2 separate regions of the Homo sapiens genome follow, and region 2 is linked to region 1. The links are chromatin loops, found by intact Hi-C in ENCODE. Cell type or tissue: PC-3. All regions are shown on one strand. Each heading gives the region's core, and the rest is flanking DNA. Links, peaks and the distances in the headings are about the cores only.

Evidence for each region. Peaks named below come from ENCODE experiments on the same cell type or tissue, not always from the same donor. Only the 100,000 strongest peaks of a DNase experiment are listed, where the experiment ranks them.
Region 2: a loop joins it to region 1, with 4 times the contacts of the local background. A loop is called at or near these places in 2 of 110 quality-filtered maps.

What each region holds. Positions count from the first base shown.
Region 1 is chr3:22,913,319-22,929,849 of GRCh38, forward strand. No RefSeq gene overlaps it. Among named protein-coding and RNA genes, the nearest start is that of UBE2E2-DT, 280 kb to the right of the region's middle. RefSeq lists an enhancer at 12,643-13,143. In PC-3, for the core only: CTCF peaks have their summits at 9,192 (motif pointing right) and 9,404; no DNase peak of the experiment used is centred there; H3K4me3 peaks cover 821 bases; H3K27ac peaks cover 833 bases.
Region 2 is chr3:23,153,277-23,169,807 of GRCh38, forward strand. No RefSeq gene overlaps it. Among named protein-coding and RNA genes, the nearest start is that of UBE2E2-DT, 41 kb to the right of the region's middle. RefSeq lists enhancers at 8,543-8,802, 8,913-9,062. In PC-3, for the core only: no CTCF peak of the experiment used is centred there; DNase peaks (open chromatin) are centred at 6,845, 9,105 and 9,785; H3K4me3 peaks cover 769 bases; H3K27ac peaks cover 2,392 bases.

The DNA of each region.
Region 1 (16,531 bases), core at 5,348-13,347:
GTCCCATCATGCATATGGCTTTTAAAGTTATGAGTCTCCTACTCAGTATTAATAGATTAATCCCTGGCTTCTATAACTGAGCAATGACTCACTCCCATTACTATCTCCCTTGTACTGTATTTTCCATAGGCACCTACACTTGCCCCTTCGTGTATACTTCTTCCTGTCCTTAACATTTAACCTTAATCATTAACTGTTGAAAGAATGTCCTAGAGGGTCTCATAATTCTTATACTATTTAGCATAATTAATTTTATCTAAAATATTCCTTAATCAAGCCCACATCTAAACCTTTAGTGATCCCTTTCCACCATTTCTTGCAGGTCTAAATTTGTTAGCCTACCATTCAAATATCTCTCTTCTGTTTTCCTTTTGTTATCACTCCATTCACTCCACTTGAAGAAAACAAAATCCTCCAAGTATGCTGATCTTCCCACTGGTTTAAAAAAAAAAAAAAAAACAACTATCCGAAACTTGAAAATGAAGTAAAAGGGTGAGTACCATGTCCTTTAAAACTCATTTGGAGTCATTACTTCAAAGGTCCACTCAAGGATTATTTAGGAGTATATACCTTGTTCAAATTATGTTTATCATTAAAGACCTAGATGTAGTGGAGTCACATGTTAACATGTAGATTTTTGTCCAGTTGAAAACATAACCCCCATGGTTACCACTTATTATCTCATAGAACATTACCTGGTTTTGTATTTAACCCAGGAATCACATCCTACCTTTGCTTTATTAAATTAGTAAACATCTCTAGTTCCTCAAATGGCCTTGGAACCAGCCATGTCACTATACTAATTTCCTCATTAGTTAATGAGATGAGTAAAGTCTTTCCCATATTTATTTTAAATCTGTAAAACTGCTATGTTTTTAACTTTTTGAAAACTATACTATTTTAACACTAATCTCTTTTTTAAAAGTTTTGCTCATTTTTCTTAACATTGCTCAAACTGCTGTACCCTCTCAAGAATATCTTCCACTTCTCCATGCTAATCAAGATCCTACCTTTCCTTCAAGTTCTTATTCCAATCATATTTCCTTGAAAAGATCTTTAAACTGACCAGGTATTTTTAGCCTGCATTATTACTTCTGCTTCTTTGTAATTTTATTTACTTTTAAATGTTTATTTTGGATTTTTTGACTAGATGAGAGTCCAGGCAACAAGCATGCTATTGAATTTTAATCATAACAAAAGCATTTTTAAACACTGATATTTATGGATACACAAAAAAATGACTATGGTATGGCAATTCTTAGAACTTTTAGAAAACATAATAATGTATATCTTTATATTTCATAGAATATTACAGAGTACAAAAAGAGTGGGAGGATTGAACAAGGAGCCATTCAACATCAAAAATACATTAATTAGCAAGTTTACTACTTTCCTAGACCTGCTTAGTCAAAATCTGGAAAACACTTTAAATAAAGTCTTTGCACAGCGAAAAAGGATCAGCACAGATAGAGAGTGCCAGACACAGCTGCAGAGTCAGCCTTTTGTAAGAAGTTCATTTTTAGAGAATCACTTGTAAATTTATGTAGCACCACATCACTTTCATCTCAAAAGGAAAAACACGCTGCTGCCGTTCCCAGGGATGGAAGGGTGGGTGCTTTCCTGCACTCACTCCCCTATAGGTCAAGGTTTTTCTATGCATGTATTTGTTTAAGATCTTCTACCTCAACAGCAAATGTCAGGACAGCTCCACATTAGCACAAAACAATGGGAAAACTCAATTCTGATCAATTATATTTTCCTTAAAAATTATTTTCATTTATGGACAGCCTGGGCAACATAGTGAGACCCTGACTCTAGCAAATATTTTCATTATTAGCTAGTTGTTTCAGCTGGAATCATAATTTAAAGACACCACCCAAAATAAAATTATACATAAAAATTAATTCTACATAAAAATTCTACATAAAAAATAATCTAGAACAAAAGAAAACTATCCTCACTCCAAGCCCTTTAACCAGGTTTTTTATTCTGGAGAGTTCCTGGAAGTCTAGGCTTAGGGGTAGATGAAGAGCAGTGTTAAAATCAGGCTTCGGGAACCAGGAAGTTTTGTGTGCCTTACCCTTAGAACATGACAATAGTTTCCTGTCTCATCTCCAAGGCTTTGTTCTCTTACTTCCAGCTCCATCTTCCTATAGCGTCATCTGATAATGTCACCCAGAAACCTTCAGTAGCTACTCACTAGTTCCCAAAGAGAATCTAAATTTCCCATCCTGCCTTTCAAGACTTTCACAATTAATCCCAAAGCACCTCTCCCACTTACATTTCTCCCAACAGACCTGTATAAGACAAACACTTCAGCTAAATCAATATCCTCCAACATACCTTTTATTTCTTCATGTCTATACCTTATTCTTACTCTCCCCTTTGCTTGGCACACTATTTACCAACCATCTCTGCTTACTATTCTAGGTTCTACTCAAATTTCACATCATCCTCAAGATCTTCCCTATAATCGTCATTACTCTTTGCTTCTTTTCTTCAATTCCTGTAGCTTTTATCCTGTGTATTATTCTGTTGCATTAATCATATAATAGGCATATGTATTATCCCTCTTATAAGATGAGAAGGACAGCAATCACATCTTACATACTGATCACTTGCCCTCCGATCATGTAATAGGCACTCAATAATTACGTGCTGAATGAATGAACTGCAAAGAAACTGTAATCTCCATGTTGTGTGCTGGTTTTATGAATTCAATTTTTACAAGCTGGGGTTGATCTTTCACCAAATTTGTACTTTTACCCCATAATATAACAAAAAAATATTTTTTAGTGAATCAAGTTCATCAAAATTTGACAAGTCTATAGAATGCTAGTTAATTCATACCAGCCTCTTGGTTTGACCTAAACATGACCCTCTGAAAATGGGGTACCTAATCTGGATGATACCATGTTCCTCTTCCAGGAAAACTGTGTAACAATTTCAATGAAAAGTTTAATGGCCTAAAGAACCTTCAGAAAAATCTGAGAAGTCAGAGCCTCTGACACAGGTTGGACTTAGGATTTTTGTGCAGGATGTTTATTGAGAGTGCTCTCAGAAACAATATCTTCAAGAGCAGAGAAGGAAGCAGGACTGGGCAGTGGAAGAAGCTAGGCAGCAACACAGTCATAATGAGCCTCTGATCGCAGTAGGAGCTCTGGGGCGAGGCTGACCCTGTTCATCCCAAGAGAGAACCATATCTTTACACCCATGAGTCGATCAATTATGAATGTGGGCTTCCTGAGAAGGAAGCATCCTTGGTCAAGGTGGTCTCTTCCATGGAGGCAGTTCTCAAAGAGAGCTGAGGAGACCTCTCAGCACTCAATCTTCCCAGCAGCTGGGAGAATAAATTCTCCAGTGCTCAAGTAGAGAGTTTGGCCAGCACAGTCCAGCAACCACAACTAAATCTAAATACTCATACAGCTAATGTTGTTTTCATCAAGTCCTAGAGTGTTTCATTTCATTTTGTTTTGTTTTGTTTTACATACCTTAATTCTATAAGGCAAAAGACAGTTGTACACTCCCCTATTTCTCATGCAACATTCCTGTACAAGTCTGAAACATATATTGCAGTGCTTTTCCCAACCACAGCAGTTTTTATTCCCAAAACAAATTGAATGTGTGTTTGTATCTCTTCCTTTACTCTCATGGTCATATTGCAAGAAGAATGATAAATGGAAAGACTTACATTTAGAAAGCAATGAGGGAAAAGGGGGAAATGTTTTCTGAGTCACTTCAGGAAACTTCCTTTTGTTACAGTTAGGCATGCATCTAAGGCAATATTTTAAAATACAAAGCATTTTGAAGAGTCAGCAAATATCTAGCCAACTTGGACAAACGGGATGATGCAGAGTCCTGCATGGATTTATTTGCCCTTTTGCACTAATTCCTTAGTTTTGGTGTCTTTACAATAGAGTCTATAAAGCACTTTTACATACATTGTTTGTCGTTTTCTCAAGAATTCTGTAAAGTAGCCAAAGATTAAAATTATCTCTATTTTAAAAGTTACAGACTATGACCCAGAGAGCTGAATTGATCTTTTTCAACCGCACATAGATAACAAGGAGAAGAGTGACTCCTTAGCCTAGCTGTTCAAAGCATATTGACTTGACTAGCATCACACCAGCAGGGACCAACTACCATACTGCCATCCACTGTAAGACCGTCACAAATCATTGGTTAGAAATGACACGTGAAGCTTGCAAATAATTTACTTTTACATGTAAGGAGGAGTAGTCTGCATAAAAATATATCTCTTGCTCGTCTTGTTCTGAAATGTTTTCTCCAGTAGAACAAAATTGCTATAGAAGGAACAGTAAGACTTTGATAAGCCTATGGGAGTGTGTCTGGCATATGAAGCTCGTTTATCAAGTGAGTCTTGGTGGCATGTTGTACTGCATCACCCTGCCTCTAAGATCTATGACCATGTCTCCTCCTTTACATTTGCCACCGTACACAGCTCCTGAGTTTTGACCTCACCTCTAAAACTCTTCTTCAAGACAGAGTTAACCATACATTATTTATCCTAAAACTACTCGTTAGCTGCTTGCAGCTGCTTACTCACCACAGTTAGTAAAGCTCAACATCTCCTCTTCTCCACCCTATCATGCCTATTTTTATTCTTTCGCAACCCTAATTCTGTGACATGACATTTCATTAGTAAAATGTTTATGATGTCTAAAAGTACCAAACTCAGAATAGCAATGAGAATATTTATCTATTAGCAATTACAGAATCCAACCCACATATCAAAGTCCCGTGTTTCAACTACATGAGGGAGAAACAGGAATCAGAAAAGGAAGGCAACAGTAATCACCAACCAAGGGCATTGCAACATTTCTAAAAATACATTGGCCATGTTTTGAACACAACTGTGCTTTTAAGAAACAATAGCATCCGAAAGAAAAATGGATGTCTAACCAACAAACTCCAATTAGTCATAACAAACTAACGACCTTGTCATAGTATATATCAGAATAAGAAATGATCAGAAATCTTTCTGAAGAAAATCTTTCATCCTTTCTTCAACAGGAGATTCATACTTCTTGCTTACATAAGACTAAAAATAAATCATACAGGCCATCTGATATTGTTACTAAAGCAATAATAAAATTTATTTTTTAACAAGCTGATTTCAAAATACAGTCAAATGAACAGGTGCTCCTTTTAAGAAAAGTCACTTAGAAAGCTATACAGAAGGTGAGTTTAGCTTAGTGAAACTGATTTCAAATGCTACACATAAAAATTAGTCTCCCCCTATGAAAAGGTGCTCAGCATCATCAGAGAAATGCACATCAAAACTACAAGATATCATCTTATTCCAGTTACAATGGCTTTTATCCAAAAGACAGGCAATAATAGATGCTGGTGAGGATGTGGAGAAAAGGGAACTCGTGTACACTGTTGTTGGAAATGTAAATTAGTACAGCTACTATGGAGAACAATTTGGAGGTTCTTTTAAAAATTAAAAATAGAACTAAAATATGATCCAGCCATCCTACTGCTAGATGCATACTCAAAAGAAAAAAAATCAGTATATTGAAGAGATATCTATACTCTTAGGTTTACTGCAGCACTATTCACAATAGCCAAGATTTGGAATCAACCCAAATGTCCAGCAACAGACAAATGGATAAAGAAAATGTGTTACATATACACAATGGAGTACTATTTAGCCATAAAAAGAATGAGATCCTGTCATTTTCAATAATATGGATGGAACTAGACAATATTGTGTTAAGTTAAATAAGCCAGACACAGAAACAAATTGCATGTTCTCACTCATTTGTGGGAGCTAAAGATTTAAACAATTAAACTCATTGAGATAGAGAGTAGAATGATGGTTACCAGAGGCTGGGAAGGGCTGGGGGTGAGGAAGCGGGGATGGTTAATGGGCACAAAAATATAGTTAGAATGAATGAGATCTACTATTTGATAGCACATCGGGGTGACTATAGTCAGCATTAATTTGTTGGACATTTTAGAATAACAGAAAGTACATTTGGAATGTTCTTAACGTAAAGAAATGGTGAATGCTTGAGGTGATGGACACCCTATTTACCCTAATGTGATTATTACATATTGTATGCCTGTATCAAAATATCTCATATAGGCCAGGTGCACTGGCTCATGACTGTAATCCCAGCACTTTGGTAAGCTGAGGTGGGTGGATCACCTAAAGGTCAAGAGTTCGAGACCAGCCTGGCCAACATGGTGAAATCCCCTCTCTACTAAAAATACAAAAATTACCTAGGCATGGTGGTGGCTGCCTATAATCCCGGCTACTAGGGAGGCTGAGGCATGAGAATCACTTGAACCCAGGAGGCAGAGGTTCAGTGAGCCAAGATCACGCCACTGCACTCCAGCCCGGGCAACAAAAGCAAAACTCCATCTCAAAAAATAAACAAAAATCTCATGTACTTCATAAATATAAATACCTACTATGTATCCAAAAAAATTAAAAACAATTTTTTAAAAATTAGTCTCCCCTTTGTAGTCTTATCTATGGCAATTATGCCTGTGATATAGTTTTGGCCCAGAACATTTTGTAACTCCTTTTTGTTAACTATCTTCAGAGCAAGTAACAATAATTGCCAATCACTGAGCCCTTACCATGTGCCATGCATTAGAAAAACCATTTTACACATGTAAATATAGCCTTTCACAACAGCTGGATGAAGTAGATATTATTTGTCCCGTGTTCCAGATGAAAAGAACTGGTGTTTACAGAGGTTACACGATTTAAAATGCCCAAAGGCCCCAAGTCCCAAAGCCAGCAAGTGAGGAGCTAGTATTTGCACATAAGTCTTTCTCCTTCCAAATCACTTGACTGCACAGTCACATATGTCACATCATGAAGTCAATCCAATTCATGACTTCACTCATTGCTAACAGTTTCACAAGCCTCTGTGGAGGGCTCAGGATTTTCCACACATCACTCCAAGAATACCAAAATGTGAAAGACAATGTCACCAGAAGACAGAATACAGGCCCTCCATGCGATTACAAGTGGATGAAGTTGGTTCTGATTAACACCTGACTTTCTCCAAAGGATAAATTCACCTGCAAAGGATAAAGCTTTGCCACCACTGGAGATAATTTAAAAACTGAGTGGGGATTGAGGGTGGGGTGGGTATGGAAGCCAATACTCAAAAGACAGTGCTTCAAAGATCAGTCACAAAGTATGCTGGAGAAGAACACCAGTATCACAATTACTGCAAGGTCTCCCAAGGTGAAGACTGTATGGGAGATGTTACTCACTTGAAATTCTGTCATATTTGTAGAAGTCCTGTTGCTTTGTGGTCACTACTTTTAGTTTGTGACAGTGATTTGAAAGCACTTTTAAGTTCATGAATTTATCCTTTATTAACTAAATGTATGAATTAGACTGCTCACAAAACCAGATTTCCTTGTGATTTTATTTGCTCTGAGTATTAACTGCAAGCTGGGCCTACTTGGCAAAGTTATATTTTCCCTTTGCAGATGTTTAATTGTAGAATATTATCTTAAATGCATATTAAATACTGATCTGTGTATACATACCCCAAAAGGGAGTATTAATTTGGTAGAAATTATAAAATCACATAAGTTATTGTTAGCCTTTTCTTTCAAGTAGAATATAAGACAAATAAACAGATTTTAACATAACTTACAGACTTAGCAAATACTTTAAATTTGCATCCATTTGCAACACTTACTTTTAGTAATGGAGCCCAGGTGGGTATAGAACACACACCAAAGAATAACCAAAAAATGATTTCAGTGTGAACTGACTTCAGGTTTATGGTTGCATCCTCTCACACCCTTAAGAAAAAGTAATCCTTTTTCAGTGAATGAAAACTTTTGATTTTTACAAAATCAATAACACTGTTGCAGAAGATCACAAAATTCTCTCTCTTCTGAAATTAGAAAAATTCTGGGAGCTTACTATTTCTGTATGAATACAGATTTCTGATGGCTAGGGAAAAATCAGGAGGTAAGACAAATGGATTTGCAACACTGACAATCAAACAAAAAATAAGGCACTTTAAAATAATTCCAATAGTAGGTGATACGCACATTTCATTGTGCAATGTTTATGGGTTTGTCTGAGATTTTAAGATTTATCAGTTCTAATAGCCCAGGATCAAGGGAATGGTTTCTCCTCTTTCACTTTCAAAGATTCCCTGTAAAGTCCACTTTTTCATGAACTGTCAGTCAGCATAGTCTCTATTGCTGAGAAATCAGTTGTATTTACTTATTCCCTAATGTCACTCAAAATAATGACTCAAAAGGGTAACTCAAAATGAAAGTAAATACAAACTATATGGATAACAGAAAGCTATTAAAACTTGGAGAAGTAAATTTTTTAAGTTTTATTCTTCCCAATGCAGTACTATAATATAACTCCTTGCAAATTACCAAACTGCAGGCAATCATTTGAGAATGACTAAGTGCGTCTCTTTAAAGTGAAGGGAAAGAATTACAATAAGAGCAATAAAAAAGTCAGATATACAGATCTTTAAAATAATAGTTATTTACATTTTGTAGTTTGCCCAGGGTTTCCACTTATAATGTCTTCCTAGGGTAGATATTCTACCCTATTTTACAGGTGAAACTGAAATAAAAGAGAATATAATTTGTCCAAGTTTACATGATTTCAAAATGCATTAAGAACTGAAAATTAAACAGGTTAAACAGAGTTGAAGTGAATGAAAAGGAATTATTCAAACTAGACATATTTAAATTCCTAGGCCCAGATAAATTACATCTTGGGCAACTAAATTATCATTCAAAGTCTTTAGACAATTATTAATTGCCATTTTGAGCATCTGTGAATTAGGACGGTACCTGGAGACTAGAAATATTTAAGAAATGTTTTAAAGCAACACTCGAGAAAGAATTTCCCCATTAATTATAGAAACTTATTTTATGTTCTTAGAAAACTTATTTTATGTTCTTATTTTGTGCTGGATTACGAAAAATTAATGTCAATGAGGCAAGATTCTCAAAAATCCAGAGTACTTAGAAAATAAACTTCTTCATAAGTAACAAGTTAGCTCAGATAAATCTAACTTATTTCTAAATTATCAAAAATAAGAACAAGAAAGTGAAAATGGTAAGAATACATTTACTTTGATAGTTTTTCTTATTGTTATTTCACCCTAAATGAAGAAACACACAGGTAGAAATTATAATTCGAATTAGTCCACTAGGTGGTGTTCTAAAGATTGGAGGACATCTTGGTGAGCAGAAGATCCTAAATGACAGCCTCGATGTATCATTACATAGCTTTGATTTTTAAATTGCTATAATCGTCAAAAATAAACACTATCTGATTATGAATCATGTGATTCATAAACTTGCAATGGGACCAGGAAAAAATGTTCTTAGAAAGACTGGCTCTGGATACAATAAAAATAAATCTTTATATTCTCTGCCCTTGGCAAATAGAGAGGATTGGATGAGAAAGCCCTGCCTAAAAGTTTATACATAATCAAAGAACCCAGTAATTTCATAGCATTGCTTGCGCTTTGAGTCATGACAGACCTGACATTCATGGATAGGTACTTTAACAGCTATATCACACTGGTTGAATCATTAAAATACTTTCCTACCAGCTTATAAATAACTGCATGCTGACCACCCAACCCCTGCCCATACCCCCCTACAGCCTAATCATCCTCAGATCCTCCTCTAGTACCTCTCTCATCTTCAACTAGCAATATTGACTCAGTATGAAATCTCTGGCATTGCTTCTATCTGGTTGTTAAATATTTTTAATAGTGCCCCTACATAGGCACCCAGAGTTGATAGGTTTATTCAGGGCATTTTAATAGCAGTTCCTTTAAATATGCAAAGGTTGGAAAAAGCCAAAGAAGAGTGAGCGAAGGTCTCAGAACTAAAGGGGCCCTAGTAACAATTTTTGGCATAAGGAATGAGAGCTAGAAAAAAAGGTACCCGATGAAAACCTCCCGATTGGCGCAGTGATGGAGGAAGTTGAAAGATAATTATGCTACTAGTCAATTTTAATTTTCTTGCTGAATCATGAGATAATCCTCCACAGTTGCTCTCCAGAGAGTTTAAGGACTGGTGTATTGTGATGTATTACAGGTGTTTGGGGGAATAGAAATCAGTAAAGCAAAGTTTCATGGCTGGAAAAAATATGAAATCAGTGATAAGGGTAGAAGCAATAATGTAAACTATAGTACAAAACTACATCGTAAGATGGAAGATCAGTGAACTTGAAAACATAGCAATAGAAACTATCCAAAGTGAAACACAGAGAAAAAAAGACAATTCAAGACAATAAACAACTGTGAGGCAACTTCAGACGGCCTAATAAACATGAAATCAGTATCCTGAACGAAAAAGAGAGAGGGGGGAAGACAGAAAAAAAAAAAATCTGAAGACTTAATAGCCAAAAGTTTCCCAAATTTGATGAAAACTATAAACCCACGGCTTCAAGAAACATAGCAAACACCAAGCATAAGAAATATGAAGAAAGCTACACAAAGGTAAATCATAGTCTGAGAGTTCAGAAACAGTAATAAAAAGAAAATTTTAAAGTCACTCGTAGACAAAAAAGGGCATGATCCTTTTAGCAGGACAAAAAGTATGAGAGGAGATTACTCATCAGAAAGAAATGGAGCAGCATTATCAAATTACCAAAAGTAAAAAACAAACAAACACAACTAAAATTCAATTCCTAATAAGAATATCTCTCACAAATCACATTAAAAAGCAAAAAGAATTTATCTCCAGTAGGTACATTACCAAAAAATAAAAATAAAAATTATCCTACAGGCAGAATGAAGATGATATCAGATAGTGATATGGATCTACACAAATAAAGAAAGAGCGCCAGAAATAGTAACTGTGTGAGCAAATATTTTTTAAAACTTACTCATTATTTAAATATATTTAAAAGATTATGGACTGTTTAAACAAAAATAATGTAGTATGGGACTGTAATATATATAAAAGTAAAATGCATGACAATGATAGCACAAATGCCAGGAGAAGAAAATCAGAAAGACATTGCTGAAAGAATCTTATAAGATGCATGAAATTATACAGCACCACTTAAAGGTAGATTATGGTGAGCTATAGATGTATACTATAAACTCTAAAAAAATTGCTAAAATAAACAAAGTTACAGCTACGAAGCCATCAAAGAAAATTAAATGGGACCATAAAAATATATTCAATCAATTCAAAAGAAGGCAGAAAACGTAAAAAGAAGGAACAAAAAAACAAATGGAAAACAATTAGTATGATGATAGATTTAAACTCAACCATATCAACTGTAACTGGTCTAAATACCCATATCATAAGACAAAGATTATTATATTGAATAAAAAAGCATGACTTAACTACATGCTGCCTACAAGAAACACACTTCAAATATGAAGATACAAATAGGCTAAAAGTAAAAAGATAGTATAAGATATACCATGCTGGAAGTTATTTACAGAAAGCTGGAATGGCTATATTTATATGAAATCAGGTAAATTTTAGAGCAAAGAATACAAGCAGCAATGAAAAAGTTTATTTTATAATGATAAAGGATCAATTCATTAAAAGGGCATAATAATCCTGTTTATATAACTAACAACAACTTATGAATCTATAATGCAAGAACTTCATACAGCTGTATGAAGAATATACAGATCCACAATTATACCCAGATATTCCTTTCTCACTAATTGATAGAACAAGCAGACAAAAATCCAATAAAAATATAGAAGGCTTTATCAATACTATCAACCAACTTGTCCTAATTGATATTTTTAGAGCACTCCACCTACAAAATGCAGAATACATTCTTCTCACATGCACACAGAACATTTATTATAATAGGCCACATTCTAAACCATAAAACAAGTCTCAATAAACTTTAAAAAATTCAAGTTATAAAAATATATTATCATCACAAATGAGTTAAATTATAAATCATTAACAGAAAAATATATAGAAAATCCTCAAATACTTAGAACCAAATTATACACTTCTAAATTACCTATGGATCAAAGAAGAAATCAAAATGAAAATTAGAATTGTGAACTGAATTAAAATGAAAACATATCAAAATTAGTCAGATGCTACTGAAGTAGTACTTAGAAGAGAAATCTATAGTACCTATTGCCTATATTAGGAAAGAAAAATGGTCTCAAACCACCAATCTAAGCTTCTACCTTAAGAAACTAGCAAAAGAGGAGCAAATTAAATTCACAGTAAGTGGAAGGAAGGAAATAATAATGATCAGAGTGGAAATCAATTAAATAGAAAAGGGAAAAACAATAAAACAAATAGTTATTTGAGAAGATCAATTAGGTTGACAACTTCTAAACACGAAAAAAGAGAGAAAAAAAATTTCTAATATCAATAATGAGAGACGTTATATCACCAAAGATTCTGCAGATAATAAAAAGATAGTAAGGTAACATTTCAAACAACCTTATGCAAATAAATTCAGCAACATAGAGTAAATGGACAAATTCCATGAAAGACAAACTACCAAACTACACTCAAGAAGATATAGCCTGAAAGCATTATGTCTATTAACAAAATTGAGTTTATAGGTTAAAGAATTCCTGCAAAGAAAACTCCAGGTACACTTGACTTTACTGGAGAATTCTGTTAAAATTTTTAAAAAGAAATAATACCAATTCTACAAACACTTTTTTCAGAAAACTGAAAAGGCAAGGATGTTTTCTGACTTGTTCTATGGGGCCAGCATTATCTTAATGCCAAATAAAGGCATTATTTAAAAACAAAAAAAACTAATGCCCAAAATCCCTTATTAACATGAAAGTGAAAATTCTAATCAAAATTTAGAAAATTAAATTGAAGAAGATATAAAATTGATGTCACGACAAAGTATGATCTTATCCCAATAATGTAAAGTTGGTTTAACATTAGAAAATCAATCAATATAAATTACCATATTACCAAACGAAAAAAGAAAAACCAGGCTGGGCACGGTGGCTCATGCCTGTAATCCCAGCACTTCGGGAGGCCAAGGCGGGCAGATCACAAGTTCAGGAGATCGAGACCATCCTGGCTAACACGGTGAAACCCCGTCTCTGCTAAAAAATACAAAAAATTAGCCCGGCGTGGTGGCGGGCGCCTGTAGTCCCAGCTACTCGGGAGGCTGAGGCAGGAGAATGGCGTGAACCCGGGAGGCAGAGCTTGCAGTGAGCCGAGATCGTGCCACTGCACTCCAGCCTGGGCAACAGAGCAAGACTCCGTCTCAAAAAAAAAAAAAAAGAAAAAAAAGAAAAACCATATATTTATCTCAAGAAACACTAAAACTATTTTATGACATCTAGCATCCATTCATGATAAGAACTTTCATCAAACTAGGAATAGAAAGGAACTTCATCAACCTGACAAACACTCACAACTAATATTTTATTTGTATTTTAACGTCACGAGAAAAAACTGAATTATTTTCCCTTAAGATAAAGAACAAGACAAGGCTCTTCACCCTCACGGCTTCTGTTCAGCATTGTACCAGAGGTGGTAGCCAGTACAATAAGGCAAACAATGAAATAGAATGCATCCAAGTAGAAAAGAAAAAAGTAAAACTGACTTTATCCAAAGATGACATGATTATCTCTGCAGAAAATCTGGTGGAATCTACTAAAAAAAATTACTAGAACTAGTAAGTGGATTTTACAAAATGTCAATAAACAAAACTGAATTGTGCATGGTGGCTCACACCTATAATCCCAGGATTCTGGGAGGCCGAGACAGGAGGACTGCTTGAGCTCAGAAGTTCAAGACCAGCCTGGGAAACATAGTGAGACCTTGTCTCTCCAAAAAATAAAAAAATTAGCCAGGCCTGGTGGCATGGAACTGTAGTCTCAGCTACGTGGGTGGGACGGTGAGGAGGGGGGATTGCTTGAGCCCAGAAGGTCAAGGCTGCAGTAAGTCCTGATCACACCACTGCACTCTAGCCCAGGCAACAAAGTGAGACCCTGTCTCAAAAAATAATAATAATAATAAATTGTTTTTCTATATACTAGCAGTGAAAACTCGAATATTGAAATTAAAAATTAGTGTTATTTATATAGCATCAAAATATATTAAATAATCAGGGATGGATCTTACAAAAAATATAAAACACTAAAAACTTTAAACAATACTGAGAGAAATTAAGGAAGACCTAAACAACGGAAATATGGGAAATATATATTGAATTCGTGTGTTGAAAGACTCAGTGTCATTTCTCTCAAATTGATTAATAGGTTCAATATGTTCCCAATAAAATCCCAGCAATGTAGAAATTGACAAACACATTCTAAAATTCATATGAAAACACTAAGGACTCAGGGGAGGCAAAACAACTTGGAAAAAGAACAAAGTTGGAGAATTAACACTACCTCATTTCAAAACTTATTATAAAGCTACGATAATCAAAATAGTGGGATTAATATAAAGGTAGACAAATTCATCTGTGAAACAGAATGAAATATACAGAAACAGACTCATCCATATAGGAGCAGTTGATTTTTCACAAAGATACAAAGAAAAGTCAGTGAAGAAAGGACAGTCTTTTTGACAAATGATGCTCGGAAAATCGATGTCCATTCACACACACACACTGAAAAGAATTCATACCCCAGCTACATACAAATGTACAAAAAATAATTCAAAATGGATCTGTAAAAATCTTCTAGAAGAAAATAAAAGTTTTCTAGATACCACAAAGATTTTCTAGATTTTCTAGGCAAAGATTTTCTAGATACCACATCAAAAGCACAATCTATATAAGAACAAACTGGACTTCCTCAAAATTAAAAATTTTGCTCTTCAAAAAATACTGTAAAGAGAATAAACAGAAGCCACAACTTAGGAAAAAAATTGCAAACTGTGCTTCTTATAAGGGGCTTGTATTTAGAATTTATGAAGAATTTATAAAGAATCATATATTGCTGGTGTGGCAGGCCAATTCTCCCTGGCTATCACACAGACAGGCCTGCATGACAGTCACACAGACAGGCCTGCATAGCAACCCAGTTACACAGACAAATTTCCACTGCGCTGCCTTCACATTGAGCAAATAGTTAAACCTAGGGAAATCGGTGCCCAGACATCAAAGCTAGAAATGAAACACATGGTCAGTAGGAGGCTTGCATGGGCTTCTCCTTCGCTGGAGCAAGCCAAAATAATAAACAGTTTTACATTCCCAGTGCCAGGACCTGTCTTGGGTCAACAAAATCTGAGACAAGTCAAGGTAACAGAGGCAGCTGTTTGAATAGATTCAATGGAGAGTCTAAGGCAGCTCTCCAGACCAAGCTGTAAAGGAGATAAGATAGAAATAATCACTGCAGTACCACAATAGGCAGGCCTTGAATGTACTGGGGCCCTTTTAATCGGACTTAGCAAGCATTTTTTGCCTCTGACCTAGTTGGAACAAAATTAGTTACCAATAGACTTAGGCGAATGCTATGCTATAGGTACATAACCCCAATCTATATAAGGACTAAGAAAATTGTAACACTTTGAGTTGGTCTAGTGGAATTACCTCTGGCCTTCTCACTGTATCCAGTTACAGTAATAAATTCCCTTCTTCCTAGTTTGTCTGCTTCTCATTATTGGGACTTGAGAAAATGCAGCCGGACCCGGCTTCGTTCCAGGAACACTAGCAGGAATGTAAAATGGTATAACCACTCTGAAAAACAATTTGACAGGTTCTTAAACAGTTACACAAACACTACCATATGATCCAGCCATTCCATTCCTAGGTATTTTACCAAGAGAAAAGAAAGCATATGTCTACACAAACACTGTACATTGATGTTCATAACAAATTAATTTATGATAATCGAAAGCTGGAAACAACCTAGCTGTCCATCAACAGGTGAATGAATAAACAAACTAGTATATCTGCACAATGGAATTCTCCTCATTAATGAAAATGAACCCACTACATTCAATAGTAGTTGATTCCTACTGCAACATGAATGAATCTCAATATAAGTATGCTGACTGAAGAAGAACAATTAACAAAGAGTACATACTGTATGATTGCTTCCTATAAAATGCTAGAAAATGAGAACATAGAATATAGAGACAGAAAGCAGATCGGTCATTGCCTTGGGTTAGGGGTGAGGGAGGGAGAGGTGACAGGACAAGATTGCAAAGGGGCGTGATGGCTATCCTCAATATCTTGATTGTGGTGATGGTTTCATGGGTGCACGTTTACATCAAAACTTAGGAAATTGTACTCTTTAAATATGCACTGCTCATCTTCTGTCAATTATACTTTAATAAACCATTTTTATAACCTAAAATCTACATCTCAAATACTGCCTTCTCATTTAGTGGGACTTTGCCCCATACACCCTCCTCATCACATGCTTCTCATGTCAGAGTTAGTAAATACTACATACAAACAAGAAGAGGAGTTATGCAACTGGGAAGCACTTGGACACTCATCTCCAGAAAGGGTGAAGACCAATAATCTACCACAACCATATCTCAGTGGGTATATACAAAATTCCAGTTCAAGATAAGGTCACATACATTATACCTAACA
Region 2 (16,531 bases), core at 3,832-11,831, 240 kb after region 1:
ATGTTAGGAGTGGGAGGTAGGACACAAACATTCAGTCTCAGTCTATAGCAATTACTCACAATAAAATATGTGCAAATTAAAACTATAGTGAGATATCATTTCTCATCAATTAGATAAGCAAACATTAGAAAGCTTACTATTGGTGAAGCTGTGAAGAAACAGTCGTGTTCAAACATTGCTGGTGGGAATGCAAAATGAAGAATTCCCACAGGGAGGCAAATTTGGCAATGTTTAACAAAAATACATATTAAATCCCACTTCCAGGAATTTATCCTGAAGACACATCTCCAATACTATAAAAATACAGATGCTCAAGTTTACTCATTGCAGCATTATTTCTAATTGCAAAATATTGGAAACTACATAAATGCCCAAGCATAGAATATTGGTTGAATAAACTGTGACATATTGTCACAATGGAGTACCATGAAGCTATTAAAAGAATGAGGACAACCTCTATGAACTGATGATATAAATTTATTCCCAGGAGATATTTTGAAGCAAAAATAATGTTTACAAGTAAAATGCAATACAGAATGCTCTACAAAAAAAATAAGGGAAAATAAGATAACATATATATGTTATATATATGATATATATAAAAGCAAAAATAAACAAATAGAATTATAGCAAACTAAAAAGCTTCTGCACAACAAAGGCAACCCCATATATGTTATATATGACATATATCATACATATGTTATATACGACATATATCATACATATGTTATATACGACATATATCATACATATGTTATATACGACATATATCATACATATGTTATATATGACATATATCATACATATGTTATATATATGCTATATATGTTATATATATGATTATATATGATATATATATATATATATATATATATATGCCTCACAACCTAATCTTCCTTTATGAGGCCCCACTTCCCAAAACTGCTGCATTGAAGATTACATATCCAACACATGAACTTTGGAGAACATATTCAAACAATACATCAGCTATATTTTCTTTCAATGAGGTGAGGTTGTTTTGACCTGATTGATTCCAATGATTGGCTTGCACAGAACAACTTCAGGCCTTGTTGTTCAGTTTTTATATTGTTTCATTTTAAAGGAAATAAATTTGTTATAGATTTGAGATATTGCTACTTTAAAAGCTTCCTGGCCAGGTGCAGGGGTTCACACCTATAATCCCAGCACTTTGTCAGGCCACGGCAGACAGATCACTTGAGCCCAGGAGTTTGAGACCAGCCTGGGCAACATGATGAAATCCTGTCTCTACAAAGAATACAAAAATTAGCCAGGTGTGGTGGTGCACACCTGTAGTCCCAGCTACTCAGGAGGCTGAAGTGGAGGATTGTTTGAGCCCAGGAGGTGGAGACTGCAGTGAGCTATGACCATATTACTGCACTCCACCCTGGGCAACAGAGTGAGACTCTGTCTCAAAAAAAAAAAAAAAAAAAAAAAGGTAGCATTTCTATATATAAACAACAGACTATCTGAAAAGGAAATCAAGATGGCAATTTCATTTATAAGTTACCTAGGAATACATTTAACCAAGGAGGTAAAAACCTCTACAAGGGAAACTACAAAATACTGATGAAAGAAACTGAAGAGGCTAAAAGTCAAATGGAAAGACATCATATGCTCATGAATTGGAAGAATAAATATTGTTAAAATGGCAATACTACACAAAGCAATTGAATGTAATTCCTATCAAAATACCAATGACATCTTCACAGAAACAGAAAAAAATGCTAAAATTTATGTCAACCCACAAAAGACCCAGAATAGCCAAAGTAATCCAAAAAAATAAAGCCGGCAGTGTCACACTACCAGACTTCAAAGTATACTACAAAGCTGTAGTAACCAAAACAGCATGGTACTGGCATAAAACAAGACACATAGACTAATGGGACAGAATAGAGAACGCAGAAATTAATCCAAGTATCTACAGCCAACTGATTTTTTTACAAAGGTGAAATGGTGCTTGGAAAATTGGATATCTGTATGCAGAAGAATGAAACTAGACCTGCCCTTCCTCTATATAAAAACCGACTCAAAATGGATCAACCACCTAAGGATAAGACCCAAAATGATAAAACTACTAGAAGAAAACATAGAAGAAATGTTTTAAGACCTTGGTCTGGGAAAAGATTTTATGAATAAGACCTCAAAAGCATAGGCAACAAAAGCAAAAATAAACAAATAGGATTATAGCAAACTAAAAAGCTTCTGCACAGCAAAGACAACCCAGAGAACTGGAGAAAATATTTGCAAACTACTCATCCTATAGGGGATTAATATCCAAAATATATAAGGAACTCAAACATCAACAGCAAAAACAAACAATCCAACTAAAAAAAATGGGCAAATGATCTGAACAGACACTTCTCAGAAGACATACAGATAGTCAACAAATACATGAAAAAATTATCAATATCGTTAATTGTCAGGGAAATCAAAACCACAGTGAGGTATCATCTCACCCCAGTTAGGATGGCTATTTATCAAAAAGACAAAAAATAACTAATGCTGGCAAGGATGCAGAGAAAAGGGAACTCTTACACACTGTCAGTAGGAATGTAAACTACCACAGCCACTATGGAAAACAGTATGGAGGCTCCTCAAAAAACTACAAATAGAGCTACTATATGATTCAGCAATCCGACTACTGGGAATTTATCCAAAGGAAAGGAAACAATTATACCAAAGAAACATCTGTACCCCCATGTTTATTGCAGCACTATTCACAAGATACAGGATCAACCTAGGTGTCCAACAATAGACGAATGGATAAAGAAAATGTAGTATATATACACAGTGGCTATTCCACCATAACAAAGAAGGAAATCCAGTCATTCTCAGCAACTTAGATGGAACAGGAAGATATTATGTTATATGAAATAAACCAGGGACAGAAAGTTAAACCCTGCATGTTCTCATTCACACGTGGACCCTAAAATAAGGTGATCTCATAGAAGTAAAAGAGTAGAACAGAAGATACCAAAGGTTGGAAAGGATGGGGGAAGGAGTGAATAGGGAGAGATTTGTTAAAGGTTATAAAATTACAGCTAGATAGGAGAAATAAGTTCTAGTACTCTATACCACTGTAGGATGACTACAGTTAATAATATTCAGTTTCACACAGCTAGGAGGAACATATTGAATGTTCCCAAAACAAATAAACGATAAACATTGGAGATAATGGACATGCTAATTACCCTGGTCTGATCACTGTATATATATGGAGACATCATTATGTACCCTTTGAATAAGTATAATTATTGTCAATTAAAAATAAAATAATATAAAATCATCCTGTTAATATACCACAGCAAGAAAGTATAATTTACTTATTCATGAATTATCTGCTACTTATACTTCAAACAAATAAGCTAACTGTTTGCTCATTTACCTAATAGGCTGAGTCTAAAGAGCCATTAGTGGCTACTAGTAAATGAAATGAAATAGTTTTTTTTAATGTAATTGCACTCTGCATTTTATATGTAGTGGTTTTATGTAAAAACACCTCTGATTAAGGATTGACTTCAAAGTTAACATTTAATTTCTTGTAATTGCCTGTATAAACAAAAGGAAAATTCATAATTTAAACATTTTCTGCTGTAGACATCAGGTCATGTCCTTGCAGTTGCAATTTATTTGGCTCGATTAGCATGTAATGATTTTGACATTGGCAGGGTGATAAAAGGGAGAATTGAGAGTATGGAGGGAAGAAAATAAATGCAAGGAGGGAGAAAAAAGAGGAAATAAACAACAAAGGAAGGAGAAATAGAACATCATGGGAAAGAAAATAGAATACATGGTAAGAAAGGAGAAATGAGAATGAAGGAGAAAAGGAGAAACAGAAGATTAAAAGTTCTCTCTCGCCTGGAGGGGTGTTGAAAAGACCCTGAGCTGGAACCCTTATTCACACTTTGGTAAAAGGGAGTACCAAGTTCTTAATCGGATATGGAATTTCTTATATTTCACATTGCTCCTCTTTGTTTAACGTCAAGTTATGTAAGATAATTTATGTAAGATAAAACTTGGCTTGCATGAAAGTATTTTTTTTAATACTTGTACAAGATTTAAGCACTTGTTTTAGAGACGGATGTTAACTATAATCGATGGCTCGGTTGAGCAGAGTCTGTGCAACATGCCTGGAATTTGTAAAAATTGCCAACTATTAATAAAGCAGTTTCTTCCAGTTGTAACTGTGTGCCATTCTTTGAAGCATTCCCTGAGGAATATGTTTAAACAAGCTTGGATAGAACTTGTCATGGTATCATATAACTGCTATTGAACTGTTCTGAGCTTTGAACCAGCCATGTATCCTTTGTGTGCAAATGAAAAACAATCTGTCATAAAAGTGCATGAAAGTTGACAAGACTTTCTTTAATAGCTATATTCTAGGAATACATATTTATGAGTGTTTTTAAACACTAGCTTGCTAAATACTTACCACATTCTCAGATTGTTTAAAATATGAACCATTGACCTTAACAATTACTACAACTTACTTTGCAGATAAACTTAAACTTGTGGTTTTCTGACCATCAAGCAGCCTATAATGTTCTACATTAAAGAATGAACCTGTGTCTATATTTGCTTTCAGTATTTTATGATTCAGTGTAGACATAATTCAAAATAACTGTCTCAACTTTGTCTTAATGCTTATAATTTCCTTTCAGCATTTTATAATTAGATCCAGAAATTATTCAAAATAACTGTCTCAACTTGTGTTAATGTTTATATAATTGTCCAAACCATATCAATTATTTTCTAATATTGTATCATTATACAATGAAATCAGAAGGGTTATTTAATAAAGGCAACAATGGGGCAAGAAGAAAGTAAAGAGCTCATTTTCCTTCTCATCTAAAAGTTATTTTTCTCTTTCAAATCTTACAATTATCGATATAATTTTTTATTTAGAAATTTTGTCGTGGTTTTAAAGTACTGACTGACCTGAGGGTTGAATGGCAATGTTGCCGCAGTGATGTATGAATATTGTTAGGACACATGAAGTTTTAAATAGGAATAAGTGATGACTATATTTGGGTTTGCAGAAGCCCCTAGAATAAATGGTGTCCTCACTTTAAATTTATGATGGAGTTGATTTCAGTATTGCCAGCATTAAACACACTCAGACTTCTAGTAAAACTCACAATACTCTAACCTTAATAAGAGGCACTGCAATGCCAAGAGTGTTTTTTATATAACAGTCAATCAAAAATGTTGCCACTATCCTTGCACTTATATGTATAGCATTCATAATTATACCCCCAGTATTCCTTCTTTGACCCCAAATCATCTGAGGCACAATGATATAAAGGTAACTTCTCCACTAATTAATTCAAGGTTCATTGAGATTTATGAGCTTCTAATTTCTCTACTTAAGACATCAAGATGCCATTTCCTGCCCTCTCTGCTTGTGACATTTATCTCAAATGAAGGCTAAATAAAAGATTAGCTTAAGAATTAAGACCAGAGTCAAATGCATTAGAAAACAGAAGCATAGATAAGGAACTATAGAATTTTAGAGCTGATAAAGATTTTAAAGATAGGGTACCCAACATTACAAAGTAAACTGAAGCCCAAGAATGTATAAAGACCTTCCAAATCTTGCATAGCTGGTTAAAGACATGAAGCTGATGTGAGAATAAGTAGAAAGGAGTCTAAGTATGTTTGATAAGTACATAAGAAAGGGTAAGAAAATAAAGTCTTGGCAATATAGGTATCTATACACTATTCCCACGAGGGCAGAACGGTTTATAGTAGCGGTCCCCGATCTTTTTGGCGCAGCAGTCTCACGGAAGACAATTTTTCCATGGATGGGGGGCTGGGGTGTGGGGGATAGTTTCAAGATGCAACTGTCCCACCTCAGATCATCAGGCATTAGTTCAATTCTCATAAGGAGCACATAACCTAGATCCCTCAAATGCACAGTTCACAATGCGGTTTGTGCTCCTATGAGAATCTAATGCCACTGCTGATCTGACAGGAGGCAAACTTCAGGTGGTAACGCTTGCGTGCCTGCCGCTCACCTCCTGCTGTGTGGCCCACTTCCTAACAGACCACGGACCAGTACCGGTGCATGTTCCGGGGGTTGGGGACCCCTGATTTATCAAACACTGCTCAGAACATACCATCTAGGCTGGACGCCTTGGCTCAAGCCTGTAATCCCAGCACTTTGGGAAGCTGAGATGGGTAGATCACTTGAGATCAGGAGTTTGAGACCAGCCTGGCCAACATGGAGAAACCCCATCTCTACTAAAAATAAAAAAATTAGCTGGGCATGGTGGCAGGCACCTGTAATCAAAGCTCCTCAGGAGGCTGAGGCAAGAGAATCGCTTGAACCCAGGAGGTGGAGTTTGCAGTGAGCTGAGATTGACCCATTGCATTCCAGCGTGGGTAACAGAGAGAGACTCTGTCAAAAAGAAAAGAAAAGAGAAAATACATTCTAATATAGCTATAAGGTGTGAAGCTCTTATCTGCTGAGGTTGTTCTTCTACCACAAGCAAGAGCCAGCAGGGTTCTCACCATCCCTTTTAATATAAGGATCTGTCCCCTAGATTTACCCCATAAGCAGTGTCTATGTTGGACTACTACAGTCCTAATTTTTTTTTATCAACAGAAAATACCAGCTTTTAATCAAATGCACAGAGAAAATGTTTTAGATAATGAGGATATTCCCCGGTTTGTTTTAAATCTAAGGAAGAGGAACAGGAGGGAAGTAATGACGTGTCAGGGACAGCATAACCTCTATGACTAAGGATAAAGAGGGAAAACCTTCTTGCCCTCAAAGTGAAATCCCCTTCTATTTTAGGAAACACTCCTTTACTTTAAAGAATCTCTCAAATGAGTCACTAGGGTTAGATCATATTCTTCTGGGACATTTACTTTCCAAAGGATAAAATTTTCATGCATCAGTTAGAAAGGAAAAAATATAATCTGGCAAATAGGAGGCAGAACAATCCCTTTCCAAATGCTCTGTCTGTTCTGTCCTCTTAAGTCAACAGAGCACAGCTAAATATGGCAGACAATAAAGATCTCAGTTTTGTGAAGATAAAAAGATTCAAACCTGGTCAGGCGCAGTGGCTCATGCCAGTAATCCCCACACTTTGGGAGGCCAAGGCTAGAGGATCACCTGAGGTCAGGGGTTTGAGACCAGCCTGGCCAACATGGTGAAACCCTGTCTCTACTAAAAACACAATAATTAGCCAGGTGTGGTGGCAGGCACCTGTAATCCCAGCTACTCAGGGGGCAGAGGTTGCAGTGAGCCAAGATCACGCCACTGCACTCCAGCCTGGGCAAAGAGCGAGACTCCATCTAAAAAAATAAATAAATAAATAAATAAATAAATAAAAATAAATAAAAGATTCAAACCCAAGTCTTTAGTCCCAGGGTTTCATGTAGCAGCTTTTCTGTAGCTACTGCCCCCACAAAGCCCCTACTTTGCCTGAGCATGATGTGTTTCAGGGTGGAGAAGTGGACTATTACGGTGCTTTGAAGTATTTTTCAGCTTTCTGGCTGAAATCATAAATGTGTACTTTAAGTCAAGCTAGATAGAGACATATGAATAGATGCTGTTTTATTGCTCACCCATTTAAAATGCAAATGATAGTACCAAAAATTACCAAAGTCTACACTCCAGATGTTCCTGTTATTCACAATGGCTTTTTATTTTTTTGGCTACACTTATCCTCTCCTACATATCTCTGAATTTATTCTACCACATAACCTTCCTTATGAAAACACCTACTTATTTCTTAAATAATTTTGTTGTATATATTTAAAGAGTTGGAATCAAAAAATAAATTCATTTTCTCAAGTAATGAAAAAGCCAGATCTTCATTTCCATATCCCAAAAGTCAATTATGTAGAAATAAACAACATAAAGTGACAGACAACCTATTTATGAAGCTACATTGATTGCTCTGTGAAAACAAAAGTAGCTCAGTTTTCCTCAAGAGCATGTGAGGAGAGGTCTACAGTAGGACCTTAAAGAGAGGCACTAAAGTTCTTTGATAGGTACCCAACTCCCCATGTGAGATTGCTTAATTCAGTCTTGAACATAAAGGAAAACACACACACACACACATACACACACATGCACACACATGTGCATGCACACACACAGGAAAACTCAGTCTCTTTCTGAATGAAGGCAAAGCCCTATTGCTGGACATAAATGATAGGATGTGGTTTCAAGCATAGCAAAATATACACTCATTCTTCATTCATTCATTCATTCAATTACTCAGCAACTGTCTATTAGCAATTTCTACGTGCCAGCATCACGCTCAAATGAGAAAGACATGGTCCCTACCTTCAGAAGCTTCAAATCCAGTGGAGGGAGGAATACACTATTAACACTCTATTGACTGGGATTCTTAGCATTACAAATGACAGAAGTTACATAAGAACTTATGTGTGGGGAAGTTATTGGAGGTAACTGAATGTTCTAGTTGTAGATGTCAGGTATGACTGAGTCAAACAAAATCAACAGGCAATCTGTCTCATTCCATATTGGGGCTTTCCTTTTCTTTGATTAATTTCACTCTCAAGGCAGTTCTCACCTTATGGTGGTAAGAAGGTCACCAATAGTTCTAGGCATACATATCACCAGCTTAGGAACTAGTGTGGAAATAGAGTCCTTGCCCATTTTTTCCAACAAAAGTCCCAGAACTGACGCTAATTTAACCTAACTGGGGTCACATGCTCACCCCCGACTCACTCTCCATGACTACAGTGATAGAACATCTTACTTGGCCAGGCCAGTAGACTGAAAGTATGGGAGGGATGTTTTCACTAAGAAAAGAGGATGTCATTCAAGAAGGGGAATGGGTGCATGTAAAAAACAGATGTCCACCGCAACAACATCACAAGGCTGAGCATGAAACAAGGGTAACAGAGAGTGCTAAAGCAATATAGAAATAGAACATTTAATTGCAATGAAAGGAGGGGACTTAGGAGGCAGGCAGGTAGTTGTCAAATTCATAGAAAAGTGGCATTTTCGAAGCGGCAACTCTGGAAAAAGATCTGGGAATTCCCCACATATTTAAACATAGCTTTATCTTATGACTCAGCAATTCCACTCCTAGGTGTATACCCAAGAGAAATGAAAGCAAATGCGCATACAAACACCTGTACACAAAGGTTAAGCAGTGTTATTCACAATAGCCAAGAGGTATAAATAGTCCAAACCACCCGTCGACTGACAAATTTAGATAAGCAAATGTGGTACGGACACATAGCGAAATATTATCTGACCATAAAAAGGAGTGGAGTGCTGATAAACACTACAACATGGATAGACCTTGAAAACATTACGGTAAATGAAAGAAGCCAGACCCAAAAGACCACTTACTATATGATTCTGATATGAAATGTCCAGAATGGGGAAATAGAGACAGAAAGATTTGTGGTTGCTTAGAGCTGAAGGGAAAGGGGGACCTACAGGGTATGGGTTTTCTTTTGAGGGGATGAAACTGTTCCAAAGTTTACTGTGGTGATGATTGCACATATTTGTGAATATACTAAAAGTCACTGAATTATACACTGTAAATGGGTGAACTGTACAGTATGTAAACTGTATTTCAATAATGCCATTTTGACAAAATAATATTTAAAAGACAGGTTGGATTTCAACAAGTGTAATCTCAGGCTAGTACATATGAGGCTGGGGAGTTAATGTGACAATAGACATAGTGAGTTGCCTCACTTGTTTTACAAGTACGGCAGAGTCATGTGAGTCTCTAGAGGATGCTGTGGTGTGCAGCCCAGATTTCCCTTTCAGAACTAAACAATCTAGTTCCACAGCTACTGGGAGCACACCTGACAACAGCCCTCCACAGGAATTGCCCTCAGCAGCACAGGGCTACTCACCCAAGACCATGTCCCTCCCCAGCAAGAGCCTCCATCCAGTGACTGGTTGCTGTGAGTGTGTATAGAGGAACTGGACAGCCTTTTTTTTTTTTTTTTAAAGACAGAGTCTCGCTCTGTTGCCCAGGCTGTAGTGCAGTGGTGAGATCACAGCCTCCAGCTCCTAAGTTCAAGCTATCATCCTGCCTCAGCTTCCCATATAGCTGGACTACAGGTGAGTGCCACCACACCCAGCCAACTTTTTTGTACTTTTTTGTAGAGATGAGGTCTCATCCAGTCCGGCCTCAAACTTCTGGCCTCCAGGGATCCTCCCACCTCAGTCTCCCAAAACTCCCACAGGTGTGAGCCATCCTGCCCAGGTTCAGAATAGCTGTGAAAGGCCACTTATGCTTCAAAGCTCACCATGGGTTGTCTGAGGACTTTGCTGCGATCACACTGCAGCTTCACATCTCATCGTACCCACTCCTGGTTCCCTCTCCCGCTTCTTCCCAGAGTCTGCTTTCCATAGAATCCAATCTGCAACGTGGTGCATAGAAGATGGCGCATAAAAGGAACATAACTTTTAAACAGACTAGAAAATTAGATTTGGATTAAACTCTAGAGGACCTTGAATGCCATGTTAATGAATGTGATCTTCAATAGAATATAGGAAAGTAATCATTATAATTATATTTGGGTTAAGCAACCCAAGCAACCAGGTTAAAGAATTACCTAGAATGAGGCAAGATAAAGGACAGAAATACAAGTTAAAAAATCAATCCAAGAGTACAGGCAAAAGGACAAGTTAGTGGAGACCACAGACAGGACTATGGCAATGAGAATGAAGAGGAGGAAAGAAATTGGGAGACATCATAAGAGAATGAACTGGGTTTGATGAATGATGAGGTGAGAGATATTTTAATAGTAAGAAAGAAGATGAAAAAGACTACAAGTTTTCTAGTCTCAGAGTTGGCTAACAATAAGAAGAGTAGCACAGTGATAAGATGTATCAGTCAGGGGCCAGTAAAAAAACAAAAGCCACACCAGTTATTTTAATTGCCAAAAAAGAATATAATATAACCATATTTAGAGAACCACAAGGCAAAAAGGAACAATAAGGTACCATGGGCTGGGTACAATGGCTCACACCTGTAATCCCAGCACTTTGGGAAGCTGAGGTGGGAGGATCATTTGAGGACAGGAGTTTGAGACCAGCCTGGGCAACACAGTGAGACCCTTTTCTAGAAAAAAAATTAAAAATCTAGTAGGACATGATGGCATGCACCTGTAATCCTGGTTACTTGGAAGCCGAGGCAGAAGAATCACTTGAGCCCAGGAGGTCAAGGCCACAGTGAGCCATGATCATGACACTGTAAGACAAAGCAAGACCCTGTCTCTAATTAATAAATAAATAAACATGGTATCATGAAGTAAGCAATAGCAGGAGGCAGCTGCCATCCCTAGGACTGGGGGAACAAAAGGAAGAAACTATAATTATTAAAATATAGAAGTTTAGAGGGACCGAGTGTGGTAGCTCATGCCTATAATCCCAGCACTTCGGGAGGCCAAGGCAGGAGAATTACTTGAGGCCAGGAGTTTGTGAACAGCCTGGACAACATAGTGAGAACTGCTGTCTCCAAAATTTTCAAAAATTAGCTGAGCTTGGTGGCATATGCCTGTAGTCTAAGTTACCTGGGAGGCTGAGGCAGGAGGATCACTTGAGCCCAGGAGGTGGAAGCTTCAGTGAGCCATGATCCCATGACTACACTCCAGCCTGGGTGACTAAATGAGAACCTGCCTCTCAAAAAAAAAAAAAAAAAAAAAAAGGAAGGAGAAGTAGTAGAGTAGTAGTAGTTTGGTGGAGGAACCCCATAGATCTGGGGACTAGACCTTGAGAAGTAGGTGTTTTCAACTGCTGTTGCTGTTCCTGAGTCTGGTGGTGTCCCATGGGGCTGGAATCCAAGCCTTTGAGGAGGGCACATCGGCCAGTGATGCTGGTATTTGAAGGATGGGGATGGGAAGTACAATAAAGATAGCTTTGCAAGTGTTGGGAAAATTGCAAAATAGGAATTTACCTTTGCAACTAGAACAAAGTGCCTCTGCTGGAGTGAAAGGCACTGCAAGGGTGATGCAGGCAACAAAGAGGAAAAAGCAAGTCCCTTCTCTCTGCTCCAGCTTTATGGTCTCCTTCTGATGTCCCCATTGGCACAATCTCTGTTCCCTTGGGTTAGCTATTTAATGTCCTTAATCCTCAATTTCCTCATCTAGTAAGTGGAAATTCACATTAGTCCTACCTTATATATCATTTCATTGATACATGTAATGTGGCACATAAAGTGAGCTTTTAGTGAACACATTTCTCTAATTATTATTAAAATGGGAAACCTAGGAGGAGAGAAGGAAGTCAGTTATTTTACAGTTCGTTTTTACTCTTTGAAGGGGATGGGGGGCAGGGAAGAGTGAGTTTTCGGGGTCATGTTGAGTTTGAGTATCTTCTAGAATAGCTTTGTTTTATGTGGAAAGAGTTAAAGTGTAATTCTAGACTCAACCAAGAGGTTGATATAACTTTTTCTGAAAATAGCTATGCAGAAACATGAGCAGGGAAATAGGTATGCTCAGGGGTCAGGCGGAAGTTTATGAATCAGAAGACACTAAAGCTGTAGTCCTCAAATTCTAGTATGTATCAGAAGCACCTGGAGAGCTTGTTCAAATACAGATTTCAGGGTCCCACCCCTAGAATTTCTGATTCAGTAGGATGGTGTGGCTTGAAAAGCTGCATTTCCAACAAGCTCCCAGGTGATGCTGATTGCTACTAGTTCAAGCACCACCCTTTGAGCAGCACTGGTCCAGAAAGCTAAGGCCAGAGCTACAGTCATTGGTTAGTCTCCAGACTACATTTAAAAAGGAAGGGGAAGAAAATAATTGTTAAGAATCTACAATGCACCAAAAGTTTTGCATTCTTTAATTTAATGAGCTCAACAACCCTAGGAAGTAGGTGTTGTCATCCAATTTTTCAGATAAGTAAATTGCAACTCAGCAAGGTAAGAAAGTTGCCCAGAGCCACATGATTAGCAGGGTAGTAACACTGGGACTCAGATCCAGATCTGTCCAACTCAAAAGCCTATATTTTCTCCACTGTGTCATGCTGTCAACTTCTCTCGGTAAAGTCAGGAGGGTAATAGGAGGCTTACTGGCTAAGAAAGACCTACAGTTTACAATCAGATTTTAACTACCATCTAGATGGCAACAACTCCCAAATTTATCTTTCCAGGCCAGACCTATCTCCTGAAACCTAGTGCTCAGCTGCCAGCTCAGCATTTCCAACTTCCTCGTCAGCTTGTCCTAAGTTGAACTGCTAATATTCCTCTCAGAGGTGCTTTACCCTCAGTCTTCCCCCTTCTCGGGTGATGGCAGCTCTATCCTTACAAATGCTTCTTCTCCCACACTCCATATCTAATCTGTTAGCAAGTCCTCATGGCTGGGTCTTTAAAAGAGACCCAGATTTCCAGCCACTTACCAACACCTGCACAGCCTCTACCCTGATCCAAGCCATCAGCGTCTCCGGCATTGATTCCTGCAATAACCATACTGTTTGCTTCCACCTTCGCTCCTCTGGAGTTTATTTTCACTCTGCAGCCAGAGTGGTCCTTGGAAAATCTGAGTCAGATCATGTCCCTTTCTCCCTGAAACCCTCCAAAGATTCCTCATTTTACTCAGAAAAAAGTCAAAGTCCTGCATGACACTGACCCCTATTACCTCTCCCCTACCACTCACCTCCTCCTCTGACCTCCTGCTAGTCCTGCTTTTCCTCTCTTCACCCCAGGCACACTGACCTCTTTGCTGTTCCATAAACACTGCCAGGTACAGTGTTGCATTAGGGACTCTGTACTGGCTGTTCCCTTTGCCTGAGACACTCTTCCCCCAGATTTCTAATGGTGAGTCCCTTCCTCCTTCCAGCCTTTGCTCATATTTCTCTTTCTCAATGCAGACTATTTAAAATTGCAACCACTTTTACTCCCAGGAATCCTGACCGCCTCCTCTTCTCTATTTTTTTTTTCATTTTTTCATAGCCTTTCTAAGACACTACATAATGTACTTGTTTGTTGTGTTGATTATATATTGCCTGACTCCCACAGCCCCCACTAGAATGTAAGCTCTATGAAATCAGGGATCTTTGAATTTTGTTCACTGATGTATCTGAAGTGCCTAAAACTGTGCTTGCCACATAGTAGGTACCCAATAAATACTTGTGAAATGAATGAGGACAGAACTGAGTTCAAGAGAAACAAGAAAGTAGAAGGGATGCAAAGCGCGAGTAATGATATCAGAGAGAACTATTTCAGAACCGGAGCTTTTGGAGAAGGCTTGCCCCACAGTGATGTGGCAGCCAAGGCAGGACTGTGAGTGTGGCCTCCGGGAGGGCAGACGGAAAGGGCAATGGGCTGGGAGGAAGGACAAACAGAGAAAACCCAAGATCCAAAGTAGAAGAGCATTCCTTACCTCTTTCCTCAGAAAAGAAATAGAGATGAAAGGAAAACTGAAAAATTATTTTCCCTTTTGAAAGTGTTCAAAGTTTCACAGTAACCTTAGAAAGATATGTCATCTCTCAAATCAATGTGATTTTCTTTACTTTACACGTCTGTCTATAAAGAAGGGTAAACAGAACCAGCTTCTTTCCTAAGAACCCCTGCCATTTTCCATAGTTTGGGCTCCTGTATCATTTCTGCATGAACCAGAAGGGCATAAATAAGAAATACTTCCTAGATGGCCACAGAAGCAGCAGCTCCATCCACCCCAGGCAGAGTCCCAGGGCCTAGGCTGTCAGTACTCTCTGTGGGGGCAGTAACAGGAAACCCAACTAAGATTGCCTTAAACAAGCAGGGTAAGAGGGTGGGGAGGAGAAAAATTATTGGCTTTTGGAATGTAAAGGTCCAGAGTTTTGTCAGTTTCAGGGCTGGCTTGATCTAGGCACAGACACTGTGTCATCAGGAATCTGATTTTCTCCATCAGCAGGCTTTCCTTTCCTCTGACTTGGCATTATTTCCAGAAAGGCTTGCTCCAGATATGGCCTCTAGCATCTCTAGGCTTACATTTTCTCACAGTAGTCATCCCATCAGAAAAAAAAGAAAAAAAATCTTTGACAAGCATTCCAAGACAACTTCCATGTCTATCTCTCCTTGGCCTGACTGGTGTTCTCTCCCCTAAACAAATCACCATGCCCAGGGAATATACTCCTCTTATTGTCTAGTCCTGAGCCTAACACTTGCCCACTCCTGGAGCCAAAAGATGATCAGACCCCAAATGGACCGAATGTGGAAAAGGATGAATTCCCAAAAAGAAAAATCGGGACTCTTTTATCTGAAAAGAAGAAATGGCTGCCTAACTGGCTGCAAAGTATACTGGTGTTTTTTCAAAGTTTTATAGGAATCTTACTGCTTATATAACCATGATCTTAGGAATATGCAAGAAGCAAGGGCCAGAATTATTTATCTTAATTTAGAAAGTCCATACTTTTGCAAGAGTAAGATATTTTCAGTGACTCCCATCATTGAGGACAAGTTTGGTTTTTTTAAAATAATCCTAGACACTGCCGAGTCCTGTGTCACTTTCCCCCTTGGCAGATGTCTAATATTTCCCAGATTCAATGCTGTTAGACATTAGGAAAATACAGACACAGGCAAAATGTGCCAACAGAGCCTTTCTCTATGTCCTCCAGCCCCCTATTTTGGGGCCTCAGCAAATGGAATCACCTTGAACATTCTGTTTCCAGGTCCTCCCTCCATCTTGGCCCTGGGTTCTCCTGGCTGCCCATCATGCTGGCTCAGTCCTACCCTCCAAAAACCTCATCCTTTTCTGTTGGTTGTGGTTGTGAAAAGTTTGCAAAAATACTCTGGAAAAACTAGGACCTTCAGACCCTACCTCAGGAATCTAAAAACATCTCAAAAGTGCCCTTCTAGGACTACTCACAAGTCTGACCCTGACACCCACATGTCTGGAATCCAACAAGAAAGCCCACAAGAACAAGCTCAGGTTTTCTTTTTCTTGAATTGGGCAAGTCATCATCATCCTCTGGGGCAGGAATTGCAGTGCTAAAAGTAAATGTAGTGATTACCTACTCTGGCCCTGTCTTTTCTTAAGTAGGGGAAAAAAAAAGATTTGCAGACAAATGGTGGGAGTACAGATGGCACTACCGGTTGCTGTTGAGAAAGCCCACTTGGTGGTGATTCAGAACAGCACCAGCAATAATAGAAAGGAAAGGAAGAGAGGAATCAACACTCCCAGCCTGGTTTCTTGCCCTTTGTTATCTTGAAGCCTTATTTTATTCTTTCATTTATTAATTTATTCCTTTGGTAAATATTCATTTAGTGCCTATTATGTGCCAGGCACGAGGCGGGTCTCAGAAGAAAAAGATCCTGTCCTTCCTCTTAGACACTCAGTCTAATGGGGAGAAGAACACATAGGTACTACAATGTGCACAGTAAACCCAGAAATGGAACAGGCAGTGACAGGGGAGACTAAGGAGCATGGAAGAGGCACTCCTATCCAGCTCAGGGGCTGTGGGAGCACAGGCAGGGGTGGGGCTCGTGGAAAACCCCCTGGATGCGATGAAAGTAAGCTGAGTCTTAATGAATGAGTTGGCGGGGGATGGAGGTGGGTGAAGGAAGAACAGCAT